Linked DNA regions of Homo sapiens: region 1 is linked to region 2. A link is a loop called in an ENCODE intact Hi-C map of the cell type or tissue named here. Cell type or tissue: Caco-2. All regions are shown on one strand. Links, peaks and the distances in the headings refer to the core of each region. The heading gives the core; the rest is flanking DNA.

Region 1 (2,909 bases), core at 336-2,835, 170 kb before region 2:
TTTCCTTTGCAATAGCTTCTCCTTTCCTGTAGAAATTTGACAGGCAGGACTTTTTAGCTCTCTCTGGGTAAGTCACCTTTCCCTCTGGACCTCAGTTTCCCTGTCTTTTAAATGGTTGGATGGGTGGAGATGTGATTTCTCAGCTTCCTTCTAGGTGGAGATTCTTGGGCTCTGGACTCCACAGTGCAGCTCAACATTGGCAACCCTCTCCACATGCTCTGGGACTCCAGCTGCGGAATCTCCTCTCCTTGAGACTGAGAGTTCATTCAGCGATCGTCTTTTGAGCATCTACCACACGCCAGGCACTATTCTAGATGCTGGGGATATGGTAGTGATGAAAAAACAAAGTCCCTGCCATCATGACCTCTAGTAAAGGGAGATGGACAACAAAGAAACCAGAAAGTTATAATTCAGATGGTGATAAACACTATGGAAAAAAATGAAACAGGGTAAAGGATTAGGGAGTGCCAGGAAGCAAGGAAGGAGGGAAGTTGCTTATATAGGAGGGTCAGGTGACATTTTAGTGGAGACTTGAAGGAAGTGAGGGAGCCGGCCAGGCAGATATCCAGAAGAGCATTCTAGGTAGTAGTTACCGCAAGTGTAAAGGCCCTAAAGCAGGAGGCCAGCATGGCTTGAGCACAAGGATTGAGGGGGACAAAGCAGGGGAGAGGGACAGAGAAGAGGTAGGTGGCCTTAGGGCTCTCATAAGGACTTGGCTCTCACTGAGCGAAATGGAAAGCCCAGGATGGTTTTGAGCAGGCCAGTGACCTGATTGCAGCTGTTTTCAAGGAGTTAGAAAAGACCTCTACCCTAGTGGGTACTGCAGGCTCTGGCTCTGGGATGAGCCACACCCTGTCCCATTCCTGATGAGGGACCTTGGCCTCTCCTAGCCTTAGTTCTTTATCTAAGAAATAATTCCAAGGATTTAGCCAAGTACCCCTCCCTCACTGCAGCTGACCTAACTGGGCCAAGCTTTTGTGTAAGTGGTAGGGAGGAGTTGGAAGGGGAGGGAGGAGAGTGGAGCCAATCCAGAGGCTTGAATGTTTAATGTGGAATTTCCTCTCTCTAGGGGACCACAGGTGGGGGCAGCTTGCAGGGGGAGGTTATTCAGTTCACTAGTATCTAGCCAGCACCTACCCATCCTGAGTCTCGGACTCCTGGCTCAGGGGAGGTGGGGTAGCTAACAAGCTCCAACAGGCCCAGGCACAGTCACAGTGGCCAGAATTGGAGCCATCCATCCTCCCAAGAATCAGGCCTGTCAGGACCTGCCTCCAGAAACCCACTCAGCTGCTCTGTTCTCAGGGAAGGTGGCCTTTCCTGATTCTGCTCCCCCTACCTCCAGCCCCTGAATTAGCACCCTTGGAGTTCAAAACTATTTTCCACGGTTGGAATTTTGTATCAATTAGTAGGATTCTTTGACTATTTTTCCTCTCCCACCATTCTAGAAACTAACGGGCCTGGTGAGGGCTTTGTCTATTTCCTTTCCTGTTGTGGTCCCGGAGTCCCCCAGCACAGTGCCTGGCACGTAAGGGGCACTCAGTAAATGAGCTGAATGAATGAAAGATAGGGGAGTAAGGAAGGTAATGCTGTTCCTTTTTACAGGCAATAAAACAGAGGCCCAGACAGGGTCTGACCTCCTCAGCAGCAGAGCAGGTGACTGCCTTCTGGCCTAATTCCTATAATGGGAGCCACCCAGGAGCATAGGTTCACACCCAAGGACCTCCCAGGCCCTCCCCCATCTTCTCTAAGGGAACTGCAGAGCCAGGCCCTGCCTGACCCCAGAAACAAGACTAGTTTCCCAGGAAAAGATCCTAGGGCAGGAGTGGAGCAAGTGACAGCTTGTTTTTTATTTTATTTTTATTTTATATTTTTTGAGACAGGGTCTTGCTCTGTCACCCAGGCTGGAGTGCAGTGGTGCGATCTCAGCCCACTGCAACCTCTGCCTCCTGGGCTCAATTGATCCTCCCACCTCAGCCACCCGAGTACCTGGGACTACAGGTATCTGCTACTACGCCTGGCTAATTTTTGTGTATTTTTTGTAGAGACAGGGTTTTACCATGTTGCCCAGATTGGTCTCGAACTCCTGGGTTCAAGCGATCCATGCGCCTCAGCCTCCAAAAGTGCTGGGATTACAGGTGTGAGCCACCACTCCCAGACGTGACAGCCTGTTAATAGCAATAATAGCACTTTGAATATACCAGACACTGCTTTTCCACAACTTTTTGAGACATGTTTTGTTAGCAACTCCATTTTACAGATGAAAAAACAGAGGCTCAGGGTGGTAAGTGGCATGCCGAAGGTAGTGGCAGAGCCTAGGTGCTCCAACCCAGGCAGCTGGGCTCAGCCCACTCCGATCCTCTCCAGCTGCCTCTCTGTTACAGCGCAGAACATCAGCAGCATCAGGAGTCATGTGCTCTTCCAGCTCTGCCTTGAGTACCCGATGACCTCGTTTCCTCAGCGGTAGATAGCGATGGTTAATATTGGCTAGCCTGTAGAGTTATCGGGAGACCAACGCACAAAAAGGGTTTAATACCGTGCCCAGCACATAGTAAGTGGTCAATACATGTTAATTGTTGATATTCTTGTTATCTGTGGTGTGTCTGGGCCGGGAGGGAGGGCTGCAGGGCGGTGTCTACGCACACTTTACAGGTGAGGTCATCCCGCGGGCTGGGGGTGCCGGGCCCCTCGCTGGCCCACGCCCAGCCAGGTGCACCCGCGGCGAGAGTCCGGTGGCCTCAGGTCACAGGCCCCTCCCCGCCGGACATTTAAGGAGGGACGCCGGGCGCAGGCGCAGACAGCGCAAGCCCCACGCCACGCGTCGCTGGTCCCAGGCAGCGAGTCGCTCGCGCGCCCCGCCGCCCGCCTGGCGACAGCTCCGCCGCGCACGCACATGGAGGGGAGCGCGAGCC
Region 2 (2,909 bases), core at 283-2,782:
ACTCTTGGGCAAAACCTGAACATAAAGGCCCCCCATGCTGTGGTGACTTTAACGAATACTAAAGGACATCATTAGCTAGCGAATGCTAGACTCACTAAGTACCAAAGTTTGCTCTGTGAAAATCCCCGTATAACCACTGAAGTTTGTAACACCCTGAACCCCACTACCTTGCTCCCGGTATCAGAGAGCCCTGTCAAGCATGATTGTGTAGAAGTATTGGACTCAGTTTACTCTAGCAGACCTGACCTCTGGGACCAGCCTTGGGCATCAGTAGACTGGGAACTATACGTGGATTGGAGCAGCTTCATCAACCCACAAGGAGAGAGATTTGCAGGGTGTGCGGTGGTAACCCTGGGCACTGTTGTTGAAGCCAGATCGTTGCCCCAGGGCACTTCAGCCCAGAAAGCTGAACTCATTGCTTTCATTCAGGCCTTAGAACTCAGTGAAGGTAAGACTGTCAACATTTACACTGACTCTCGGTATGCCTTTTTAACCCTTCAAGTGCATGGAGCATTATATAAAGAAAAGCGCCTATTGAACTCTGGGGGAAAGGACATAAAATATCAACAAGAAATCTTGCAATTATTAGAAGCAGTATGGAAACCACACAAGGTGGCCGTTATGCATTGCAGAGGACACCAGCGAGCTTCCACCTTGGTGGGTTTGCGGAATTCCCGCGCTGACTTAGAGGCTCGAAAAGCAGCATCTGCCCCCTTCCGGGCATCAGTCACAGCACCCCTGCTCCCTCAAGCGCCTGATCTTTTACCTACTTATTCTAAAGAAGAAAAGGACTTTCTCCAGGCAGAGGGAGGACAAGTGATGGAGGAAGGATGGATTCGGTTACCAGATGGGAGAGAAGCTGTGCCACAGCTGCTAGGAGCCGCAGTTGTGCTGGCTGTGCATAAAACCACCCATCTAGGCCAGGAGTCACTTGAAAAGTTGTTAGTCCGGTATTTCTACATCTTGCATTTGTCAGCCCTTGCCAAAACGGTGACGCAGCGGTGTGTTACCTGCCCAAAGCATAATGCGAAGCAAGGTCCAGCTGTTCCGCCCGTCATACAAGCTTATGGAGCAGCCCCCTTTGAAGATGTCCAGGTGGACTTCACAGAGATGCCAAAGTGTGGAGGTAACAAGTATTTACTAGTTCTTGTGTGTACCTACTCTGGTGGGTGGAGGCTTATCCAGCACAAACTGAGAAAGCTCGTGAAGTAACCTGTGTGCTTCTTCGAGATCCTATTCCTAGATTTGGACTGCCCTTACGGATCGGCTCAGATAATGGGCCAGCATTTGTGGCTGACTTGGTACAGAAGAGGGCAAAGGTATTGGGGAACACATGGAAACTGCATGCTGCCTACCGGCCTCAGAGTTCCAGAAAGGTGGAGTCGATGAATTGGACTATCAAAAATAGCTTAGGGAAAGTATGTCAGGAAACAGGATTAAAATGGATACAGGCTCTCCCTATGGTATTATTTAAAATTAGATGTACCCCTTCTAAAAGAACAGGATATTCCCCTTATGAAATATTGTATCATAGGCCCCCTCCCATATTGCAGGGACTTCCAGGCACTCCCCGAGAGTTAGGTGAAATTGAGTTACAGCGACAACTACAGGCTTTAGGAAAAATTACACAAACAATCTCAGCCTGGGTAAATGAGAGATGCCCTGTTAGCTTATTCTCCCCAGTTCACCCTTTCTCCCCAGGTAATCGAGTGTGGATCAAGGACTGGAACGTAACTTCTTTGTGCCCACGGTGGAAAGACCGTAGTCTGTCGTCCTGACCACTCCCACCGCTGTGAAGGTAGAGGGAATCCCAGCCTGGATCCACCACAGCCGTGTAAAACCTGCAGCACCTGAAACCTGGGAGGCAAGACCAAGCCCAGACGACCCTTGCAGAGTGACCCTGAGGAAGACGACAAGCCCTGCTCCAGTCACACCCAGAAGCTGACTGGTCCACGCACGGCCGAAGCATGAGGAAGCTCATCGTGGGATTCATTTTTCTTAAATTCTGGACTTACACAGTAAGGGCTTCAACTGACCTTACTCAAACTGGGGACTGTTCCCAGTGTATTCATCAGGTCACTGAGGTAGGACAGCAAATTAAAACAATCTTTCTGTTCTATAGTTATTATGAATATATGGGAATGTTAAAAGAAACTTGTTTGTATAATGCCACTCAGTACAAGGTATGTAGCCTGGGAAATGACCCACCTGATGTGTGTTATAACCCATCTGAGCCCCCTGCAACCACCATTTTTGAAACAAGATTAAGAACTAGCCTTTTCCTAGGTGACACAAGTAAAATAATAACTAGAACAGAAGAAAAAGGAATCCCCAAACAAATAATTTTAAGATTTGATGCTTGTGCAGCCATTAATAGTAACAAACTAGGAACAGAATGTGGTTCTCTTAACTGGGAAAGGAGCTACAGAGTAGAAAATAAATATGTTTGTCATGAGTCAGGGGATTGTGAAAATTGTGCCTTTTGGCCATGTGTTATTTGGGCTACTTGGAAAAAGAACAAAAAAGACCCGGTTCATCTTCAGAAGGGGGAAGCCAACCCTTCCTGTGCTGCCGGTCACTGTAACCCACTAGAACTAATAATTACCAATCCCCTAGATCCCCATTAGAAAAAGGGAGAACGTGTAACCCTGGGGATCGATGGGACGGGGTTAAACCCCCAAGTTGCCATTTTAATTAGAGGGGAGGTCCACAAGCGCTCTCCCAAGCCAGTATTTCAAACCTTTTATGAGGAGCTGAATCTGCCAGCACCAGAACTTCCGAAAAAGACAAAAAATTTGTTTATCCAATCAGCAGAAAATGTAGCTCATTCCCTTAATGTTACTTCTTGTTATGTATGCGGGGGAACCACTATCGGAGACCGATGGCCTTGGGAAGCCCGAGAGTTGGTG

The links. Peaks named below come from ENCODE experiments on the same cell type or tissue, not always from the same donor. Only the 100,000 strongest peaks of a DNase experiment are listed, where the experiment ranks them.
Region 1: it touches region 2 in a loop (3-fold over the local background); 11 of 110 quality-filtered maps call a loop at or near these places.

Annotation. Positions count from the first base shown.
Region 1 is chr17:28,406,096-28,409,004 of GRCh38, reverse strand. It overlaps SLC46A1 (solute carrier family 46 member 1), which reads left to right and starts at 2,793. Exons shown (of 5, transcript NM_080669.6): 1 at 2,793-2,909. The coding sequence starts at 2,891. RefSeq lists an enhancer at 1-638 and a silencer at 2,612-2,909. In Caco-2, for the core only: a CTCF peak has its summit at 1,336; DNase peaks (open chromatin) are centred at 1,044, 1,694 and 2,714; H3K4me3 peaks cover 696 bases.
Region 2 is chr17:28,232,135-28,235,043 of GRCh38, reverse strand. No RefSeq gene overlaps it. Among named protein-coding and RNA genes, the nearest start is that of TMEM97, 86 kb to the left of the region's middle. In Caco-2, for the core only: CTCF peaks have their summits at 745 (motif pointing left) and 1,593; DNase peaks (open chromatin) are centred at 377 and 993; H3K4me3 peaks cover 561 bases.